Linked DNA regions of Homo sapiens: region 2 is linked to region 1. The links are chromatin loops, found by intact Hi-C in ENCODE. Cell type or tissue: mammary epithelial cell. All regions are shown on one strand. Each heading gives the region's core, and the rest is flanking DNA. Links, peaks and the distances in the headings are about the cores only.

Region 1 (11,691 bases), core at 3,233-8,232:
CACCCCAGGACCAGCACAGGTCAGTACATAGCAAGCCCTCATTCAATCCTACCCAGCAAACCCCTTTCAGGAAGCTGGGGACCAGTCCCTGAGCTCAGGGAGCTCACAGTCTGGCCGAGAGAGGAGCTACCCTGACTCAGGCAGAGTGGGTATTGACCACAAGCCTGGCTGCATCACCTCCAAGACATGATCTGTCCTGACTCTGTGACAGCCTCAGACTTCAGTCTGCCCATCTGTGTAATGGGGTTGATATCTTAGGGTGCCCTCAGCCATGGCAATGCCCAATTGTCAGTGTTAGGTGGGAGGCACCGACTCTGATCCTGCCAGCCTGGAGATGGGGTTGCCAACGGAAAAAGGAGAGCACAGAAGTCCAGCCCCAATCTCCACATGGCTCTGTGTTTTATTTCCCTGAAAAAGGCACAGGAGGTCAAGAGGAGGCAGGGAGGAGTAGGGGATAGAGGGCTGGGAAAGCCCAGCTCCTCGTATTGAAAGGTGACTAGGGAGTGGGGAGGGATTCCCAGGCCTGTCCAGCTGTTTCCTGCTTCCTTCACTACCAAATGTATACACTGTAAGGTCGGGCTGCCCCCTCACAGGGACCCACTGGGGTAGGAGGCCTCTCCCTCTGCTAATCCAGGTGGCTACAGCATAGGATAAGGGAAAGCTAATGGTGTTGGGACCCACTTCCTGTGCTGATTTGGACTCATGGAAGCAGGAACCTGCCAAGCTTGGCTTCCTCAGGCCACTGGTATAGCTGCCCAGGCTTGTCTGCCCACTCCCCATGCTCAAATGGTCCTGAAGAGCCCCTAGCTGAGGGCAGTGGGCATGAGATCATGCTACAAAATGCCTGTGCTCTCAGCTATACACCCCCCACCAGGTCCAGGCAGGCCCTGCCCACACATCCTGTGGGTCTCGCCTGCCCAGCTACCCATGGTGATTTAACGTGAGAGACTGGGGCTAGACTGTGGGAGAGACCACCCAGAGGGGTGAGTGGGTGAACTGGGAACAGGCTGCTCACTGAGGAAGCCCCTGCCAGTAAGCATGATTGTCCTTCCTCAGGAGGGTGGCCTGGTGGGAAGTAGATGCCCCACCCCACCCAGTCTGAAAACCCCCAGATGATGTTGGGGATGGTGGATGAGTTGCCTGTTTTAGATGCTAAAGGAGATCTAGTTCTGACCTAGTTTGATGGGATTGACACAGTGCCTGTCTTCATGGAATTCAGTCTGAGGGAGACACAGCCCTGTCCACAGGGAACCCCAGTCCGAGGAGAGACGCAGTCCCATCCTCAGGGAGCCCCAGTCTGAGGGAGACACAGCCCTGTACTCAGGGAGCCCCAGTCTGAGGCGGGAGACAGCCCTGACTCAGGGAGCCCCAGTCTGAGGGGAGACACAATCCGGTCCTCAGGGTGCCCCAGTCTGAGGGAAGACGCAGCTCTGACTCAGGGAGCCCCAGTCTGAGGGGGGAGACAGCCCTGACTCAGGGAGCCCCAGTCTGAGGGGGGAGACAGCCCTGACTCAGGGAGCCCCAGTCTGAGGGGAGACACAGTCCCATCCTCAGGGTGCCCCAGTCTGAGGAAGACACAGCCCCATCCTCAGGGAGCCCCAGTCTGAGGGAGACACAGCCCTGTACTCAGGGATCCCCAGTCTGAGGGGGGAGACAGCCCTGACTCAGGGACCCCCAGTCTGAGGGGAGACACAGCCGTGACTCAGGGACCCCCAGTCTGAGGGGAGATGCAGCTCTGACTCAGGGAGCCCCAGTCTGAGGGGAGACACAGCCGTGACTCAGGGACCCCCAGTCTGAGGCGGGAAACAGCCCTGACTCAGGGAGCCCCAGTCTGAGGGGAGACACAATCCAGTCCTCAGGGTGCCCCAGTCTGAGGGGAGACGCAGCTCTGACTCAGGGACCCCCAGTCTGAGGGAGACGCAGCCCTGACTCAAGGAGCCCCAGTCTGAGGGGAGACACAGCCCCGTCCTCAGGGTGCCCCAGTCTAAGGGGAGACACAACCCAGTCCTCAGGGTGCCCCAGTCTAAGGGGAGACACAACCCAGTCCTCAGGGTGCCCCAGTCTGAGGGGAGACACAGCCCTGCCCTCGGGGAACTCCCACTTGAGGGGAAATGCCCTGTGCTCCCTGCTTCCTCCCTTGCATGTTATTTTCCCACCCAGCCCCATCCTCTGCTCTCCTGAAGGTTTCCTGCCCTAGGAAGGAATTGAGTGGGTGAACTGGAGCTCCCGACTTGTTGTGGGCCTCCTCCCCGCTGACTCCCAGTCTGCTCACTGTCCCTTCATGGAGACTGTGAACCGAGTATGAGGGTTCCAGGTGGGGAGACCGAGTCATAGTGACTCGGGGTGGACTGGTCACTCCCCTCCCATCACCCAGAGTGGGTGTGTGAAAGGCAACATGAGGGCCACGGGGAGGAAAAGAAGAGGCTCCTTTGAGCTCCAAGCCCCAGCCACCCTCTCCCATGTGCTGGAGCCGCGCATACGTGTGGGAGATACCATGTACCGCGTCTCAGCGGACATGTGAGGCTGGGGTGTATCAGGGATCAGGAGTTGGAGATGAGGAAGGCAGATGCAGCTCAGCTGTTCAGGACAGTGAGCCCAGCCACCCTAGATGTGGTAGCACTTCTGTCTCCCCCACCCTCTGTCTTCTAGGCTCCCAGAAGCCCCTCTGTGGAAGCCCCCTTAGCCTGGGCTCGAACAAGGATTCTCCTTCCTTACTTTGAGGAGTTCTCAGGTGGGCATGGTGGGGAGTGGTGCCTGAGAGGGCTAGAGCAGGGCCTGCATGCATTCCCATGTGCACACACATGCATGCTTAACCTGAGTGCCCGTGGGGGCAGACAGGGCTCCCTGAGGACAGAGGGCAGGAGCTAAGTCTCCCCCTTCATTTTAGTGGCCGCCTGATGTGGGGACTATGTCTCCCCCATCTTACAGGAGCTCCTTAAGAGCAGAGCTGTGTCTCTCCCATCAGATTGGAGGGTCTGAAGGAAGCCAGGAAGGGTGTCAACACACAAATGCACAGCGCTCACTCAGGCACCTGCTCCCTCAGACATAGACACCTCAAGCTGGGGTTCCCTGCGAACAGAGGCTGAGTCCCCAGTCACAGTTGTAATTCCCTTAAGGCAGAAAGTGATAAAACTTCCCTGTCAGATTGGGAGTTCCCTGAAGGCAGAGCTCCTTTCTCTCCTGAGACAAAAGAATGTCTCCCCTGTCAGACTGGGAGCTCACTGAAGGCAGCAGCTGTGTCTGCTACCCCATCAGCTCAGGGTCCCTCTGAGGGCAGGGGCTGAGCCTTGCCTCTCAGGCTACTTCCTCTAGAGTCCCTGCAGCTCCCTTTCTTGTCCTGTTTGGCCACCTCCCTCCTGTGATCTCCTGTGATCCGCCTGTGGTCACTTCATTGTCAGTGGCTGGGAAGGCAGCAGATTAGACACAGCCAGTGACTCAGCCCCCATGGCCTTTCTTCCCCTGCCTGTGCAGCCTCATCATGGTGGGGAAACCCCTCTGCTTCCTGCCTTCTCTGACGTCTATGTCCATTTCGCCTGTCCTCCCAGCCAGATCCCTTCCCTGCCCACACACGCTGTAGTCCTAATCTGCTAGCAGAAATCACGAGGAAGTTTTCTGGGAGGGGTGTGTCCCAGATGTGGCTTCACTGTGTCTTTACCAGCCGGGATGTAGATGTCCATTTGACATATGAGGAAACAGCCCCCGTGACGTGAAAGGACCTGTACAGAGCCACACAGCTCTGGTAGCCAACTGAGACTGGGCCCAGGGTCCAAGCTCCTTGAATAAGGCCTGACTGTACATGTGTGCACATACCAGGGAGGCAGGGGCTCATCCGGCCCCATCCTCCCCTGGCCCCACAGCGGGCACTCACGGTCTTCCTCGGGGGGAAGACAGGGAGAACCCAGTGCCTGTGGAAGGTTAAACAGTGCGTGGGCTGAGCAAGCGTGCCGGGGCTACCTGGCCGGGCATGCTAGGGGCTTGCAGCAGACCTCAAGTGCCAGGGAATGGAGCCGCTCTGTAGGTTTGGACAGAGGAAGTGGAGGCTGGGATGGTGGGCTTCAGGCGGCGAGGCAGAAGACATTCTAATTATTCAGTCAAAGGAGGCTTTGAGCTCTGCTGGGTGAAGGGGAGGAGGATTTGTGCAGCAGCTTCCACCAGTGAGGCACATGTGGCTGTACCTTCCTCACTGCATCACTGCACCCATTTCACAGGTAAGGAAACATTGGCCCAGAGAGGGCCTTCACTGGCCCTAGAGCATGCATTTCCAGGCCTGAGCCCATGTCTGTCTGACCCCAAAGCCATCATTTCTGTGGGGTAGAGGGCTGAGCACCAGCCAGTCACGACCCTGCTTTGTTGAGGAGTGGTTTAGCTGTGGAGTCGGTCTGCTCGGATTTGAATCCTGACTCTGTCCCTACCAGCTGTATGGTTGTGGGTAAGTCACTCAACCTCTCTGTGCCTGTTTCCCCAGACAGTAATAAGCATAGTATAGTACTACTTCTTGTATAAGCTTGTTAAGAGGAACAGTTGGTATTTGTGAACTGGTGACCTAGAACATTCAAATGAAGCTGTTGGCCTCTTTCTTTCTTCTCTTCCACCCAACCCCTTCATTCCAAGGGGAGAACAGTTGTTGAGAGTTGGGACTTGGCGAGATGCGGCTAAGATCTCTCTGAGAACGAGAGACTCATCAAGGGGTACTCAGGACCTGCTCAAGCCCCTCCTTGGGAATGGGATGCAGGGAAACAGGAAGCCTAACTTCCCACTGGTCCCATTCCTCCTGGGCCCACAGTCCCCTCCCCACTGTGGAGTGTGGGCATGTGGAACTCTGGCACGTACCCGGTGATAAGGGCCACCCAGCAGGCAGGACGTGGGCTACGTGAGGGACCAATGGAGGCGGCTGCTTTGGCCAGCGGCTGCCTGCCCAGCTCAAGGGGCCAAGGCCAGGAGGCTGGGCCGTGGGGTCCATTGTCTGCCTGCCGCCCCCACCCCTCTGGCGAGCACAAGCTCAGCAACAGCCGGCAGCGGGCCCTTGGCAGAAGCTCGGTCCTGTTCCCCCCACACAGGCACGCCCTGGCCTGCACGTCTTCGCCTGGGCCTCCAGCCATGATGGCGCTGCCCGCTGTGCTGATCAGTGCTGCCACTGGCCTCTAGGGGGCACTGCTTGGGCACTTAGGAAGTCCTTGCAGGGTGAGCCAGGGCCTGGAGCCCTCATCATGGGGTTGTCAGAAGCTCAGCCCATTGGGGTAGGGCAGACTGGGGAGAGGGCAGAGGCAAGATGGGTCACCTGGACAGAGGGTGGAGCAAGGTGACCCCCAGGATGTGGCCTTGGAGAGTTATAGAAATGTCCTTGTCAAACTCCAGGTCTACAACAGGTGGGCAAGGGGGTAGGAAGCTAGTGTTGACCAGCAGTGTGACTTTGGGCCTCCTCCCTCAGGTCTCAGTTTCCTTATCTGTATAACGCAGGGACTGGAGAGGACCCATCTCTAGGTTTAATGTTCTGTGATTCGTGGCACATTTGCTCTTCCTGGCTGGGTTCAGCCCCAGTTGAAACCAGTGGGCAAGATGGGGCATGTCTTGATCTGTGTCTCCCTTTCCCACTTCTCCATCAAAGTGGTAGAAGGGCTGGGGTTTCTGCAGCCCAATACCCTTGGGAGTCATTGAGGTGAGGCCTGACAACTCACATGCCCCTCAGAGCCCTTAGTCCCAGGACCCCCAGGGGCAGAGCTGTGGCCTCTAATCAGCAGGTTAAAAATAACACCCATGGGCTCTTCTCCCTCCACAGGAATGGTGTTTTTGTTGGCATCTGTGGCCCCTCTGGCCCTGCCAACTTGCACAGCATGTGACATTGTCAGGGGAATGTAGGTGTGAGGAAGGAGTTAGCCGGAGGGGCTTGCACTGCCCTGCTCCAGGTGAAGGTGCAGAGCAGAGGTCAGGGACAGCTGGCAGGGCCACCTGTGGCCACAAGGCTGCCCATGAGGCTGAGGGCACATGATGGGCAAGGCAAAGTCCACTGGTAGAAATAAAATGGTGCAGACTATAGGCTGGGCTATGTCCAGGTGCTGGGCCTGGGCCCTGCAGGGCAGAGCTGTGCAACCAACTCATCCCAGTCCTCAGACCCCAGAAGCAGAATCAGTGAGTCACAGGATTGTGGAATCAAGGCATTCTAGACTTGAAAAGAACTCAAGAGATACTGTCCAATCCCTGCCCAGACAGGAGAAAAATAGCCCCACTGGAGAATATTTATGGAGCTCGTCCTGGGTGCCAGGCTCTAAGCTGGCATCCACTGAATTAATCTTCCCAGCAACCCTCTGCACCCAGTTCTGTTTTTTTTTTTTCTTCCAAACAGAGGAAGAAACAAAGGACAGAGAAGTTAGGTAACTTGTCCAAAGTGCCTTCAAACTGATCTCTGTATGATTCCTAAATCCCTATCCATAATCGTTACCTTGTCTGATTTAACACAGGTGGGAACAGAAGCCCAGAACTTGGAGGCTGTGCTGGGGTTTCAGGACAGGCCACTGAAGCTGTGTGCCCTATTCAGTTCTGGACTCAGTCCACAGCTCCTTGCACACAGAGAGCTCATGTCATGGGCAGTCAGAATTCTCCCTTAGGTCATCCGGAATCGTGTTTACTTTAATGTAAGATCATTTCTTCTCCTTCACTTCTCCAGAGAGAAATGACAGCTCCTTAGTTCTCCTCTTAAAGTCCCTGCTCATTGTTAACAGTGGTCACACTCGTAATTTTTTGAGGGTACAAATCTGCCAACACACTCATCATTTAACCCCCAACTTTCTCTGGGGAACTTCAGGAAAAGCATCCCTGGGCATTAACTCATCTAACTGCTTATCATGGCGTTGATGTCACCCCTGAGCCTGCTCTTGCCCAGGCAGAACAAGCCCGATTTTTTCCCCCTTTCCGTCGGGCCTGTGTTTGCCCTCTCCATGGCATCTGCGGCCCTGTCTGGCCTCTTGCCAGCTTCTTGTGACCAAATGTGGACCTGGCCTGGCCAAGGAGGAGAGCTTGGGGGTCAGGGCCTGACCTGACAGCTGTCCCTCCAGGGGTCCCAGGCAGTGGTACCAAAATTTAAGCCTTGGCTGCCCCCACCCTGCCAGGTCTCCCTACTACCCCCATTCCATCTTATGCCGTCAGGATCCTGATGTGTGTTTATGGTGTGGTGCTCCCAAGGCATTACCTGGTCCTTTAGGTCCCCAAAGCGCTGGAGATATTATTCTGGAGTGAGGAGTCCAGGTTTCTTTCCCTAACTCATGCCACAGACCAATCAAGTGGCAGCTTCTTGTTCCTCACACCCCAGGGCAGGATTTCAACAGCAGCAATAATAGCACTGACTGCTTACTGAGCACTTGCCTTGTGCCAGACACTGTGATGAGCACATTACAGTAGCCCTTTCGCTGAATACTCACAACAGCCAGGTGAGGTGGGGTCCACGGGTATCCTTACTTTATAGGAATCCCAGGCACAGAGAAGGGTTTTGTCTGGGCTGACAACGGATTTAATGCTACACTGATTCTCTGTTTAGTTTTGGTTTGGTTTTTGAATCACTTCACGCTGGCCCTGAGTGAGGCGATAAGGCCCATTCCCAAAGCACAGGTGGGAAAACTGAGAGTCCGACTTGGGCAGTGAGTCAGGTAGGCCATCCTGTTCTGCTATCCCCACACCCCTAGCCTGGCTCTCTGTCATCTGAAGTGTTTTCCCAGGGTATTTCCTCCTTCTAGGTATTTCTCCTCATCTCATGCATTTACCTGGGCTCTTCCCTCCTTTCCATCCATCTATCTATCCATCCATCCATCCATCCATCCATCCATCCATCCATCCATCCATCCTCCTGGAGCCAAGTCCTCCCAACAGGGTTCCTCCTGACCTCACAGGGCAAGTAGGAGGAAGTGCTCCTGGATGGGGACATCACACCCCTGGTAACTCTTCTCTTCTAGACACCTCATCCATCCTACTCTGCCCAGCCACACATGAGTCGAGATTATTTCACCAGAGGAGAAGCTTGTATCAGTTAAATTTTGGTTTACACAAGATAAATAGTGAATTTTTTGCTCATGTAAAATATTTCTGGGATGTGGTCAGAGACTCCTTCTATCTTTCTGACCTGCTAGGTGTGGTTTCCATTTCCAGGGTCACCTCATTGCCCAAGATGGCTGCTGGAGCCCCAGCCAGCAGGAAGGAAGAAGAAAGCCTGAAGAAGGACATGCCCCTTCCCTTCAAGGAAGCTTCCTAGAAGTCACACTTATATTCCATTGGCCAGAACTCAGTCATCTAGCCATACCTAGCTGCAAGGGAAGCTAGGTAGTCTAGTCTTTATTCCATGGGGGTCTGGCTAAAAGTTGGGAAATAAACGAGGAATGGATATTAGGAGACAGGATCTGCCACAAAGCCTCTTTGTTCCTTTTAGATTGCAACTGCCAGAGGGTAAGTGGGGCCTTCCCAACGCCCTGCCTCAAGCAATCCTGGTTCTCTCCCTTCTCTGAGGTCTCAGTTCTTCCCTGATACTCAGTAGTTACTGCCTGGAGCTGCTAAAGGCAGCAGCACAATGCCACATCCGGCTGCCGTTGGCTGTTGTCCACCGTCTGCAGATCCAGGCCAGTGCACTCACTTATCTCACAACAGCTCAACAGGCAGCTAGTCTTAGTCCCATTTTATAGTTGAGAAATTGAGGCCTAAAGAGGTTAAGTAACTTGCCCAAGAGCACGCAGCTGGGCTCTGAGCCCAGTTCCTGTGTGTTTCTTTCTTTCCTGTTGAGCCTTCCCTGTAGGGGTGGATGCCCTGGGCCTTCTCAGGGTCTGACAAGAGGAACTGGAATGGTCTGAGCCCTAGGAGGGGCCTGTCTGGGAGGAGAGGGCAGGCAGGGGCGTGACCTGGGTCCTCAGGTGTCTCCTCAGCACTTACTCAGTGCCATGGTCAGCGAACGCGTCTGAACAGAGTCTACTGACGGGCTTGGGGATTTCTGCTGGCGCCAGCAACTGGCCACTGCAGCCACATCCTCAGACGCCACTTTCCCCAGAATAAGTGTCCTAGACCCAGCAGTGAGGAAGGACAGGGATAGGGCAGCTTTTGTCACTTCCCTTTCTTTCCTCCAGCCCTCCCCAGGGAGGCGGGGGAGAGGGGGACTGTTTACTCTGCTTTCACCCGGGGGAGGCAGCAGCAGGGGACTCAGCACCTACCCCAGGTGGGCTGCTTGGAGGGGAAGGTGGGGAGAATGTGACCAGCGCTGAGGGGAAGAGGCCAGACGCTGGGCTTCTCTGGAAGACCAGGGCCATGTGGGCCATCCCCCTGCCTCCGGGCAGGACTGTCCGTGCTTGCTGCCGAACATGAGTGTGAGGTCATTGCTCTGGTCTCAGGGGTGGGGGGAGGTGCTCTGAGCGTAAGTACGGTCACCGCCTCTACTTGTGGTTAGTAATGTTACTGTAATATCTACTCCACGATCTCTGGCCAAGAGGAAAGGCTCAGGAGTTGTGAGTCACAGCTGGCTGTCGACAGTGGGGCAGGTCATGCGCAGCTTGAATGGGGGTGTGCTGGGGATGGCCCTGAGACCCAGACGTAACCTCTGTCCTCAGGAGTTCCTGCCAGAAACAGATGATGAACTGGAAGAACAGATGTGAGGCTGAAAGTCCCCAGTCCATGTCCTCCTCCACCAGGAAGTCTTCCTTGATGAACTGCCTTGGGATTGCTCTGGGATTGACCTTGAATTCCTAGCTGTGGCAAGATGGGCTTCTTTTTACTTTGCCATCCTGCCAAATCTGAGCACTGAGCACCTACAGGTTGTGTGCTAGGGGCAAGGGCATGAATAGGAATGTGGTGCTTTCATTCAAATCATTCATTCAGTCATCAAATATGCCAGGTGCTCAAGATACACGGGTGAAGCCATGGACTCAGCTACTCTTATAGAGCCTGGAAAAGGAGAGTCTTAAAGCAAGTAGTCACACCAAAAAGAATTACAAACTGTAATGTGTGCCAAGAGGGAAAATTACATGGGGCTCTGGGAGAATATCCTAGGGACTTAGTTTAGATGGGGGTGTGGCCTGATATTTAAGCTCAGTTCCTGTCTTGCTCTAACAAAGTCCCAGCCTAGCTGGGGACACACACGCACGCGCGCGCACACACACACGCAGAAATGTCTGGGAAAAGATGATGTTTAACTGACAGTTCACTGTATCTTCTTGGTCCGTCCTAATGTTCCTGAACTGGAAGCTCCCTGCATGCCTGGATCATGTCATGTTTGCATGATCAAGGTCCTGCCACCAGGCCTCTGGTACAGGTGGTGCCTAGGAAATATGAGTTCTTTGCATGCCATTAGGAATTATCTGTCCACCACCAAATTAACTGCTCTAAGAGTGCCAGGGTGGAGGATTGGAGCTGTGTGGTCATCCAGGAAGGCTCTGAGGATGAGGAGGGCAGTGATTTGAGTCTGGAAGGACTGAGATCAGGATGAAAGGGATGACAGAAGAGTGTTAGCCCTGTTTGGAGACAATGAGGAGACTGGGAGGTTGATGTTCTGGAAGGGAGTGGCTACGTCTCTGCCCTCAGACTGGCAGATCCCAGACAGCAGGAAGTGTCTCCTCCTTCAGACTGTGAGCTCCCTCAACTCTATGGGACCTGGCTTCTTGTAGACTGAGGCATTATTTGGGTGTGGGTGGACGTGGGAGTTGATAGTGGGTCTTCTATCCCCCCCCAACAGCCCTTGGGCCTCTGGGGAGAAGTCTGTGGACTGGCCCAGAGCCAAGGGACTCCTCTCTCCCTCTCCTCCCTAACATCTCCAGGAAGCAGGGTCCAGAGCCTCAGAGCTTCCGGTCACCTGAATGTGATTAGTGGGAGGCCTCTCCCTCTGGGATCGAGCCCTTGGTTGTGGCCTGAGGTCCCCAGCATGGCCCAGCCTGGAATTCATCTCCCAGCCCCAGTGCCCTTCTCCCTTTTCCCTTCCTCAGCCCAGCTCTGGTTGGGCCCAGGCAAGGCAGGAACTAGGGATGGTCCGGGGGGCTTCCTGGGGCTGTGCCACTCCTGATAGGCAGTGATTCCCCTGGAAGCCCCTCCCTTGCCGCCTGTGAAGGCTCTGCAGGGAGACAGCTCACCAACACGGTGGCATGCTGCCCACCAATGGGGGCCGTGCCAAGTGTGATGTGATGTATGCTGATCCCTCTCCACTCCTCACTGAGGACCAAGCGTCTGCTGCCCCCGCAGCACAGAGTGCCTGGGGCGGCTGTCCAATCACATCCATGGGGGTTTGGGGGAGATGTAGGAGTGGACAGAGGGTCTTCCTCGTGCTGCAGGCAGCAGGGCCAGTCTGAAAGAACCTCCCCCACCCCCAGAACTGGTCTTCCGCCCCCAGTTGATGGAGCCCCTGGGTACTGTCCAGGGTATCAGTCCCTCCGCATTTCACTTGTATCCCTCAATGGACAGAGGAGGTAGGCCCCATTGACCCTCTTGCTCCTCTCACCCACCGTGCTTTGGAAAACATATTGGAGATGTTTCCTTGCCCTCCTTTGTCCCACTCTGCCTGTTGGGGCCCAAGCACCAGGAGAGAGCGAGGGATCCTGGGGATGAAGGGGGCACAGAAGTGGTGTTGCATCCATCCCCTTGGAGGTAAGCGTGCAGATTGACTGGGCTCCATCTCCTTTCTCCTTCTTCAGGGTCCAGTTGTCTGCAATAGGGGCTGTGTTAGGTTAAAGGAGGTCCAAG
Region 2 (11,691 bases), core at 3,785-8,784, 89 kb after region 1:
CAGGATGGGAGGTGAGTAGGAACTTGGGCTACAGAAGGAAGCTCTCTATCCTTCTATGATGAAAGCACAGGTCGCGGCTGGCTCCCTTCCTGCACAGAAACCCAAAATAGTGATGACCTGATATTTGCCTCACTGGCCTGCGCAGACTCTACCAGATGTGAGCACCTCCCCAGACCTTGACGCCTCAGGGTGTACCTCAAGGCTGGTGCTCCAAATAAGTAGCATATTTTACGCTGGTCCCTTGTGCAAGCACATCCTCTCACTCACAGGACCCACCCAGCCTTGCTCATTCCCTGATGCATAACTTCAGGAGCAGAGACTGGCCTCCTCCGATTCTTTCTGCAGGCAGTACAAGCTCAGAGACTGTTCTACTCGGGGCTCATGCAGGAGTGAGGAGCCCATGCAGACGCCCCCTGTGGACACCGCCACAGACAGGGCTTCTTAGACAGTCCTGCTTTCCTCTTCTGATGCTAGTGGGACAGCAGGGCTGCTGTGCGGGAAACTCTGCTCAGTTAGCTTACAGCCAGGACCCAGGGACACACAAGGGTGGGAAGCTAGATTGACCGGGGACTATAGCCTGAACCCACTACAGGTATAGCCATGCATCCTTCTGACCTTTGGGGTATGAGGAAACGCTGGTTCCCCCGTCCTTCATGACTTTCAGGCTGGCACTGAGTCATCAGCACCTCCTCCTTCTCCAGAAGCATCAATTTCTGGCAAGCCCAGCTTCTGGCTGGAGCCTAAGAGGAACCTTGGCCTTCAGCCTCATCATCTCCATTCTGAGTTCTTCCTACTCTTCTGTGTAACTTGCTCTACACACTCCCCACACTGACTGCCCCAATCCCTGTGCTTCTCTCAAGGTGTGCTGAGTGAATGAGAAGGAAGGAAAGAGAAGATAAGGATGGAGGGAAGGCCTGCCTGGGAGGTACGCGTGTGGGGCAGATATGGGCTAAAACCTTCGTAGAGCCACAGAAACCCAGGTGGGAGGACCTCAGAGATGAACAGGCTGAGCCCTCCCTGCTGCTGTGAGGCTCACTCATGCCCTTCCCAAGGCATCCATTTGCAGAGGCCTGGAGCAAGGGAAGCCCCTGGAATCCACCCTGGGTCTGTCTCCCTGTGAGACCTTTCCAGTTGTACCTCTGGAACTAATAGCTGACCCCCAAGGGTTTGAAGAAAGTGTCTATGGTGTGATGCTTTATTTTACATGTCCATTTGACTGGACTAAGAAGTACCTAGAAATCTGGTGAGGCATTATTCTTGGGTGTGTCTATGAGGGCGTTTCCAGAGGAGATTAACATGTGAGTCTGAGTGGACTAGGTGGGGAAGATCAGCCCTCAATGTGGGCCCTCCCATTCAACCCTGGGCAGGGTTCTCCCTGGCCACCCTCTTAGCCCCTTCCACCTTCTCACACCTTCTAACCAGATGTCACTTTCTCCACCCTCTTGTACTTTCTAACCAGATCTAACCAGATATCAACCTCTTATCTCACTAAGTGTGCATCCCCCCTCAGCTATGTGAGGAGACTTTGGCCCAAGAGGGATCAGGGACTCAATCAGGTCTCCCTCGAGGCCAGGCAGGGCAAGGACCAGCCTATGGCCGCGTTTCACTTCCCACTCTGCTAACTTGTCACCACACTCGCTGTCATCGCATGCTCTGCTGTGGTTTAGGCTGGGGGGCTTTCCAGAATAGCAGATTCCGAGTGCACAGTGACATGAGATATCTTTGGGACCAAAGTCCTGCCCATAACTGCGAATGAGCCATGCCTGTGGTCAGCACACTTCCTCAGAGCCAGTTCTCGATATTGAAACTTTAGTCCAGGAGGAGTTGTCTTGTGTGCTCTTGATGCTCCCCTGGTGGATGGCTGGGGTTTGTGGACCCGGATTTGGGTGTCTGGGGGAGACAACATTTGGATGGATCTGCTGAAAGCAGCAGTTTGGGGGTGAGTGCAGTTAAGGGCAGGCACCTAGCAAGAAGCTTTATTAGTCTTTTGGATCTTCTGTGGCAAAGAAACAAAATCCTTCCCCTTTAGTTTATTTAGGCAGAAATTGACTCTGAGAGGTAAATTACTGAACCAGGAGACTTACACAAGAACGTTCAGAGTAGCACTGTTCACAATAGCAAAAACCTGGAAACTGCCCAAATGCCCATGAGGAGCAGAGTGGATGGATGAGTTGTGGGGATGTGGTCACATAGTGAAACGTTACATAGCAGTCAAAATGAATGACATACTCCAACACAGAGCAATATGGATGAAGCTTGGCAACAGAAAATTGAGATGAAAAAGTCCCAATAGATTACGTACTGCATGATACCCTTTTTATAAAATTAAAAAACATTACAATTTAAAAAATAATTTTATGCCATTAAACTTCATAAAGCAAGGGAATGATGAACACAGGACTCATATGACAATTTCTGCAGATGGGGAATCGGGGGCAGGATGTGGGGCAGTGGTTAGATGTGGGTTATTGTCAAGGACTAGCTATTCTGGGTGGTGGGTTTAAGGGTGCTTATTGCATTAGTAAAACCAACTAACGAACCAACATAAATAAAAGTGGGCTGTGCATGTACCATTAATAAGACTGTCATAGACCAAGGATTCTGTAATCCTGATATCCAAACAAAGATAAAACAAAACAAAAGGCATAAACAAAAAGGCTCAAGCCCCCAAGAGGAGAAGGCATTGGGAGACAGATAAGTAGTTGAGAGCATAGCTCAGCAACCCAGGAGTTGTGTGAGTCCCAACTCTGGGTCCCTAGGAAAGGCTTCCATATTAATTTTCTATTGTTGTGTAACAAATTACCACAAGTTTGTTCTCTGCTCAGGGTCTTGCCAGGCTTAAGTCAAGGTGTTGGCTGGACTGTGATCTCATTTGAGGCTTGAGGTTCTCTCCCAAGTTCCTTGTGGGACTGAGGGCCTCAACTACTAGAGGATATTGCTGTTCTCTATCATGTGACCCTCTCCATAACATGGCAGTTAGCTTCTTCAAGGCCAATAGAAGAGCAGCTCTGCTGCTTTGAATCCCTCTGACTTTTCCACCTTGTGTCCTCCAGACTCTCATTTAAAAGGTCTGACCTGATTAGGTCAGACTGATCTGGGAAAATCTCCTTTGCGATAACTTCAGAGTCAACTGATTAGGGACCTTAATTACATCTACAAAACTCCTCCACCTTTGCTCTATAATGTGAACGAATCACGGGAATGATATCTCATCGTATTCATAGGTCCTTTTTCCACACTCAAGGGAGGGAATTTTATAGGGCATGTACACCAGGAGGCGAGAATCTTGAGGAACATTCTAGATATGTTCACTATACCTCCTTTCCAAGCCTCAGTTTTCTCCTCCATGAAGTAAGAAGTGTAATCTCTAACCTGATTGTGGGTAGATTAAATTAGATGACAAATGCAAAAGTGCTGTTATTCACTCAGAGATATTTAGTGAGGACCAACTGCATGCCAGGCAGGCCCTCTGGAAGCTCAGTAAATGCAGTGGTATGTAATACAGACATGGTCCCTGCCTCATGGGGCTGGTAGTCTAGTGGAGGAGACGAGTGTGATGTGCAGGATCTGTATGCTGAAAACTACAAAATGCTGTTGCAATAAATAATGAAGACCTAAACAAATGGAAAGGTATACCATATTTATGGACAGAAGATTCAACATAAAGATGTCAATTTCCCAAAGTGGACTATAGATTTAACACAATACCAATCAAAATCCCAGCAGGATTTTTTTGTTAGATATTAACAAGCAGATTCTAAAATATTGTGGAAGGACAGAGGAACTAGAATAGCTAAAACAATTTTGGGGAGAAAAAGAATAAAGTGTGAGGAATCATACTACCTAATCTCCTTTCTTCTTCTTCTTTTTTTTTTTTTTTGAGGGGGACAGTTGTTTTGTCTTTTGAAATGAGGTCTCTCTTATGTTTCTCAGGCTGGCCTCAAACTCCTGGGCTCAAGCAATCCTCTTGTTTCAGCCTCCTGAGTAGCTGGGATTACAGATGCACGCTACCTTGCCCAGTTTATGCTACCTAATTTTAAGACTTAGTTCAAAACTACAGTAGTCATCAAGAGAGTGTGAAATTTGCAAAAAGATGAATATACAGATCAGTAAAACAGAACAGAAGGTTCAGAAATTGATCTACACAAATATGAATAATATGTACAAAGGCAATTCAATGGAGAAAAAATAATCTTTTCAACAAATGAATTTGGAACAACTAGTCATCCATAAACAAAGAAAAACCTTTGACCTAAATACAAAGATTAACCCCAAATGAATCACAGATCAAAATGTAAAATGTAAACTATAAAATTGTTAGAAGACAACATATATGAAAATCTTTATGACCTGGGGCTGGGTGAAGAGCTCTAAAATGATACCAAGAGCATGATTCATCCATGAAGGAAATATTCATAAACCAAACTGCATCAAAATTAAAAACTTTTGCTCTGTCAAAGAAAGACACTGTCAAGAAAGTGAAGAGACAACGTACAGACTGGGAAAAAAATATTTGCAAACCACATATCTGACAAATTACTTGTATCCAGAATATACGAAGGACTCTCAAAACTCAAAAGCAAGAAAACAAGCCACCTCATTAAAAAAATGGGTAAAGGACTTGTACAGACACTTCACCAAAGAGGATATAAAAATGACAAACGAACACATGAAAAGATATTCAACATTACTAACACTCAGAGAAATGTGAATTGAATCCATGATGGGATACCTCTACATACCTGTTAGAATAGCACATTAAAAAATGTAAAACCAAGAGCTGACAAGAACACAGAGAAACTAGTACTCTCATACATTGCTGGTGGGAATGTAAAATGGTACAGATGCTTTGTAAAATGGTTCGTCACTTTCTTGTAAAGTTAAATCTTTGAGTATACACTTACCATGTGACCCAGTAATCCCCCTCCTAATGTAGTTACCCTAGAGCAATGAAAACATCTCTTCACATGAAAACCTGTACCTGAATGTTCATAGCAACTTTATTTGTAATAGCCAAAATCTGCAAACTGCTCAAATGTCCTTCAATGGGTTAATGGTTAACAATGAAATACCACTGATTAGTACAAAGGAACAATATTGATAAGTGCAACAATATTTGGATAAATGTCAAAGACTTTCATACTAAATGAGAGAAGCCAGTCAAGATGTCACACACTGTAATTTCATTTACTTGATACTCTCAAAAAGACAAAATTATGGTGATGGAAAACATATTAGTATTTGCCAGGACTATGGGTGGGGTGAGGATATAACTATAAAACAACAGCATGAGTGCGTTTTTAGGGGATGATGGAGTTTTCCCGTATCCTGATGATGGTGGAGGATACACACATCTGCACATGTTCAGATCCATAGAACCGTATACCAGAAGAAAAACAGTAAATTTTACTGTATGATAATTTAAAAAACCCAGTAGTGTGGACAGAAGTTCCGAGAGAGAGACGCTTGGCTCTTGGAGAACAGACTCATATTTCAGAGAGGTTATTCTTGTACTGTGAAAAAGTTAGCACCACGCATAGAACTTCATAAATGCTCAATAAATCAACAGTTACAATAAAGAGGTTAATAGATTCTGAACTCAGTGAGTCTAGAAAGTGATGTCGCCAAGAAACGAATCACTAGATTCTGCTGGGAAGTGGATTCCTGAAGTCAAAGCAGGGTGCCAGAAGATGCTCAAAGCTAGCTGGGAGGTAGAAATGCCCCCAGAGGGAGAGATAGCATGTGGCCCACAGGCCTAGGGAGCTAATTCCAGACCTTCTTCCATTGTCAGACCTTGCTCAGAGCTGCCCAGGAGGCTGAGTCTTCACGGGTGAAGGAGGAAGTGGTAGGCTCTGAAGGAGCTCTGTTCCCTCCTGCTCACCTCCCAGGTGGCCCATAGCCATGACCTACTTTTCCTACCTGTTGGTGCAGGTGAGTTCCCTTGCCCACAGCTATTTTTATCCAGCGGGATTCCCAGCTATTTTTACCAGCCTGGCCTTGACTGTGGGGTTGGGGTTCTTGCCCTATGGGAGACCCTGATGGACATTCCCTCCCCTCCCTCCCATCAAGAACCAATTGGTCTTCCCACAGCTGCTCCAGCCAGAGGAGATACCCTCAGAGATCTCTCCTGCTGCAAAACCTGCAAGGGCTCACCACTGTCTGCAGAATAAAGCTCCAACTCTTTTACTTGCACATTCAGAGCTCTCCCTGACTTGGAGGCCAGCTTCCCTTCAGCGTCATGTCTCTCCACAGCTGATGCTGGAGGAGCCAGCCAGCCCAGGCTCCTTGCCAGATGCCTACAAGGCCTCTCGATTTCCTGCTTGTGTGCATGCTGTCAGGAATGTCCTTTCCCTTTCCATTTCCACTGGGCAAAACTGAACCCATCCGCTGGGCCCAGCACTAATGCACCTCCCCCAAGGAACCCTCCTTCATTCCTCACCTGCTAGAGAACTATACTACCTAATTTTAAGACTTAGTATAAAACTACAGTAGTTCTGGGACCTCTCTGCTCCCTCTGCCTCAGAGGATGGCCAGCTAGGGATATGTTCTTGGCACCGGCTCTTGCCCATCTCTGGCCCTGCACCCTGCACAGGATGTATATGAGTAGAATGTTGTGGCCTCTCCTACATCTTCCAGGCTGCTTTCTTTCCCCAAGGCAGGGTGGAGTCCTCTGCCATCTTCAGGCTGCCAGACTCTCCACCTCCGTGAATCAGCAAACCTTTCCAGGGCCAGCAGTGGGCTCAGCACTTTTTTGAGTGCTTTTCGGAGCGTGTGAGGGAGGAAGTCAGAGAAGCCACACTTGGCATAAAGGAGCCAGGGCATGCAGACCTGAAGCTCCAGGGACTACTCATGTGGCAGGGTGTACCCAGGGACCCCAGAGGTGCTCTCTCACCTCCCTTCTAACCACTGCCTCATCTTCTCCCTTTTCCTGGAGAGCTGCGCCCCTTCCCCATGGCCTGCCTTCCATGCTGTCCTCACCCCACAGCCCAGCCTGGTTCCTGCCCTCTGCTGTCCCTGCTAGAACCTCCTGGGCACCAAATCTGGAGGGTCCAGTTTGAGTTTTTATTTCCTTGGCCTGCTCAGGGCCTCCCCATGCTGACTTCCCTCATTACTAGGATGCCCGTCCTCCTAGGTCTCCCCATGTTGACCTCCCTCATTTCCAGGATGCCTGTCCTCCTGGGTCTCTGTTTTTGTTTTCTTGAAGGGCTCCCAACCCTCTGCTGGTCCCTGGGAGGTTGGGAGTCCTCAGGGTAAGATGGGGGCTGCTTCTCTTCTCCCAGAACCCACTCAAGGTCTCAACCATCAACACTGGCCCCCAAATCCATTCCTCTACCTCAGGTTTTCCTTCCTGAGCTCCAGATCCCTGAAGTTCTCATGGGCCCCTCAAAAGTAACATGATCTAAACGCAAGTCATCACTTTCTCTGGCGGTCCCTCCTCAGCTCCACCCCAGCCAACAGCACCCTGTGGATCCACTTTGCAGTTTGGGGCCTTCTCCCTCTCTCTGCTGACTTAGCTTCCTACACATAGCAGGCCAGGCCCTCTTTTTCTCAATTACTGCCACCACTTCCTGCCCAGCTCCTGTCTCCTGCCTTTCCCATTCCCATTCATTCTCATTCAGCAGCCCCAGGGAGCTTTTCAAAGTACAAACCTGGGCCGGGTGTGGTGGCTCAGGCCTGTAATCCCAACTACTCTGGAGGCTGAGGTGGGAGGACTGCTTGAGCCTAGGAGGTTGAGGCTGCAGTGAGCTATGATCACACCACTGCACTCTAACATGGGTGACAGAGTGAGACCCTGTCTCAAAAGAAAAGAAAAGAATAAGAAAGTACAAGCCTGGCATGATCCTCCTGAAAATCTGTTGTTTGCAGAAGCAAGTCCACGTGTCTTTTGGAAGCAGGCCAGGTATGCGCAGTACCGGTGAAGCCAGGCTGCTGGCTGTGTGACTTGGGCAAGTGCCTCTCCCCTCTTGAGTCTCCTTTTCCTTCTTTGTAAGGTCTGTCTACCTCCTAGGGCAGTTCTGAGAACCATATGAGATAACACACATAATGGGTCTAGAACTGTGCTGGCCTGCAGGGGTGCTAAAACAGGGGTGTTAGCGTTACTAGCTGCTTCTTCTCCCCAAGCTCCCTGTGGCTTCAACTCTTGCCTTGTTCCTATATGATAATGCAGCCAAACCTTTGTGCCTCTACCCCTCTGACCTTACTCTTCTTTCTGCAGGATATGCCCCCTACCACAGGCTTAGCTCACCTACAACTTTTCCTACTTCAAGGCTCAGAATGAGTTCCAGCCCTCCGTAGCACCACTGACTCCTTGCGGTTCTAGCATCTAGCGCCCTATTGGGCCTCAGCCCCTGGGGGGCAGAGCAGGAAGCTGTCAGTACACCCCATCAGTTGCAGAGACCTCAGGTCTCAGGACAGGGTGTGACCTAGAAGGGAGCTTCCAGCTTGAGGCCCTGGTGTGGGAGTGCTGTCCATATATGTCTCCCCAGTGGACTCAGGTCACAAAGTGTCCACCAAGGAGGGATGGGTCCCCTTCGTGGGAGAAGTGCTCTCTCCCTGGTGTCAAGAGAGGTTGCCAGCACCAATAGGCCAGGCTCTACAGGGAGCTCACTCAGACACCAAGGACCAGGCCAGGCCCCTGCATGGGGCTGTCCTGGTCTTCCAAGACAGCTTCAAGCATGTCAGGAACAAGGAGGCAGCTGTGGGTGGAACACACACCTGCTGATGGACAAGGAAGCTCTCACAGGGGAATGTGGGAGAAAGGGAGAACTTTCCTGGAAGTCTAGGCTGGAAGTAGCAGGAGGAGGGTAATGGGAGGATGAGAGGGACAAATCTGAATGATCTTCAGTGATGACCTCGTCCTGCCTGCCTGGTGTTCCCAGGGTCTCTAGAGCTGCACTGTCCCATACAGCAGCCACTAGCCCCATGTAGCTACTTAAATTAAAATGAAGTAAAAGTAAAATCCAGTTTTTTGGTCACATAAGTCATATGGCAAATGCTCATGGCTGCCACACTGCATAGCACAGATACAGAAGGACTCTTTCATCACAGAGAGTTGTAGCTTGAGTGCTAGCATTGTTCCAGAGCCTGGCTGCCCCGATTCAAACCATCACTCTGCTACTGCTAAGTTTAGGCAAATTACTGGACTGCTCTGTGCCTCAGTTTCCCCATCTCTAAATGGGGATCATGACAGTTATTGAGAAGGTTAAATGAGTTAAATATATGTAAAGTACTTAAAACAGTGTCTGGAACATGGAACAGGAATTGTGAATCTGCTGGTAGAGAAAGATACAGCTATGCTAAGGCATTAAAAAGATATTACTGACTTTTTGGAAGGGCATATAAAATTCATATATACAGGAAAAAGCCACCCACACAGCCGACCCTCAGCCGCCCATGTCACTCTGCCATTAGAAGCCTGTGCGTGCCTTGTTTGCTAAGATAGCATCATCACCTCCCTTCCGCAGAAGAGGCAAAGGACCTGCTCAAGACCAGCAAGGTTTGAGAAGGGAACCAGCTCTCTGGCTCCAGGCCCAGAGCTTACCTCCACTGCCTTAGGTGGTGCCCATGATTCCTTATTTCCTTAAACGTGCCCCACAGGCGCCCCTCCTTTGATGATGTATGTTACTGCCTTATCTCGCCCACCATTAGGAAGTCCTTTCTCATGTCTGATCTCAGTCCCACCACTTGTGGTGCAACCCCTATATCTAAGGCTGCCTGCATGGAGATAGCACAGGACCGGAGGGGGTAGCGGGTAGGGAGACGGGAAAAGGCTTCTCTGTGATCTAGTTCCAGAAACCACTCTCACTGAGGAAGTCAGTTCATCCTGATATTTAACTTTAGCCCCACCATGGGTCAAGCCTGTTCTTCCTGCCTATCCTTGGAGGACATGGGGCATTTACCCCAGGGCTTCCATATCTGCCCTGCAGAGATAGGAATCAAGCCCTTGTACTTCCTGACTTGACTCTTGGCAGGGGGACTCCAGGGTTATATATAAGGTAGACTCAGTGCTAGCCCAAGCAAAAAGGCACATCTCAACCCTGACTATCCAGGGAAGGCTAGTACTCCAGCAAATCCTGTACGGACTATGCTGCCCATTGCACAGATGGGGAAACTGAGTCCCTGGGCAAATGAGGAGCTTTCCCCCAAGCACACAGCCAGGAAGACTGTGTTCATTGCAGTCCTCTCCCCACTCTACCCAGGTCGCAGGAAAGCACTGGCAGTTTGCAGGATCCCTGAGCCTGAGCCATAGGTGCCGAAAAAGCAGCTGATTGACTGTCCTTTATAACTTCAAAGCAAGTAGCATCATCTTTGTCTCCTTAAGATCCAACATGGAGTTTAAGAGAGAAGTCAGAAAGAACCTGCTGACAGTAGGAAATGAGGGAAACTGTGGAATTCACTTTTCTGAGGGCATTTTAACTAACAGATACGCAAGCAAGTCTGCCTAGTCCAGCAGTTCAGGTTGTCTGCTGTATCAGAGGATGAAATTTCTTTAATTCAAACTGACATTTTCAAAAGGGTTGTGGGGGTGGGTGCTGTGGACTAGCCACCCTTGTACCATGCTTTGACTGGTCTGGCCTGGGAGAGAAGCGGTGGTGCCCGTCCCTACTCTTGCTCCTGGCCTTGTCTGCTCCCTGCCTTGCCCCCCTGCCCACCTTGGCTGCCTCCGGTCTCCCGTGATTGAAATCTCCCTGCTGGTCTCAGAGCTGACCTTCCCGCCTTTAATTCAATCAGGAATCACAAGCCCTTTTAATATAGGAAATAAAAGGCTGGCTGCTGAGCAGGCTGCACCTGATTGACGGGGCTGCCAGCTTGGTCAGGCTGGCCTGGGGAGGGGGCATAGACCCGTGACCTCAGCTGGCCTCTCTGGGGTAGGAATGCTCCCCCGAGCCTGGGGAACAAAGGAGGACCACCCCCCTCCTGATTCCCAGCAGAGGAGGGACCAAGGCCACATGGTAGGGGGTGGCTGCTGGCTGGCCCAGAGAAGCTGGGGAATGTCAAGCTCTCACTGCAGCCTGAGGGACTTGGGGTAGACACGAGGGAGGACTTTGCAACTGACTAATTCCTCTGTTCTTGTTATGTGATTCTGGGTTGATGCTCCAAAGTATTGCAACAACGCATTTTTATTTTCCAAAAAAGTAGAAGGGGTGCCAGAGGAATCAATGCTAGCTTTTCTGGACTTTGGTTTCTCATCCATATATAAAGGTGGGCAGGGACCCAGCCACCGGGCTGTTGTGAGCATTAAATGAGTTAATGAAAGCTCACTGGCACATAATAATCGCTCATTAAATTATAGCTAATAACATTCTTAATAATTTATTCTTCTAGAGGCATACAGAGGTCTCCACTTCTACTTGGAAGTGGAGGAGACTTGGGGGAGAGAGTCCAGGGTCCTGGGCCCTGTTGCTTGCTTTCTCTCCTTGGAGACAGCCCAGGACAGGTCCCGTCAGCACCTAGGTTCCTTCCCCGGGGGAGGCAGGCTGGGGCAGTGGAAAGCTGCCTGCTCAAGGAGTAGAATTCTGGTTCAGCATATTTTGGCCTCACTTCTCTGAGCCTTAGTTTCTTCCTTTGGAAAATGGGCTAGTAGCACCTACCTGGTAGGATTGCTTTGATGCTCTTTAAAGTGCCCAGGCCAGAGCCTACCAAGTATTAATAGGAGGTGCTCAGATTGTGGTACCTCTCTCTCCTGAGCCC

Evidence for each region. Peaks named below come from ENCODE experiments on the same cell type or tissue, not always from the same donor. Only the 100,000 strongest peaks of a DNase experiment are listed, where the experiment ranks them.
Region 2: it touches region 1 in a loop (3-fold over the local background); 13 of 110 quality-filtered maps call a loop at or near these places.

What each region holds. Positions count from the first base shown.
Region 1 is chr6:44,056,435-44,068,125 of GRCh38, reverse strand. All of the region lies in intron 1 of SCIRT (stem cell inhibitory RNA transcript), which reads left to right. Among named protein-coding and RNA genes, the nearest start is that of SCIRT, 12 kb to the left of the region's middle. RefSeq lists silencers at 5,190-5,259, 9,013-9,082 and enhancers at 4,443-5,405, 9,383-9,562. In mammary epithelial cell, for the core only: a CTCF peak has its summit at 5,147 (motif pointing right); DNase peaks (open chromatin) are centred at 3,495, 5,155, 5,545, 6,135 and 1 weaker place; H3K27ac peaks cover 4,961 bases.
Region 2 is chr6:43,967,663-43,979,353 of GRCh38, reverse strand. No RefSeq gene overlaps it. Among named protein-coding and RNA genes, the nearest start is that of LINC03040, 27 kb to the left of the region's middle. RefSeq lists an enhancer at 1,558-1,817. In mammary epithelial cell, for the core only: a CTCF peak has its summit at 6,692 (motif pointing left); no DNase peak of the experiment used is centred there.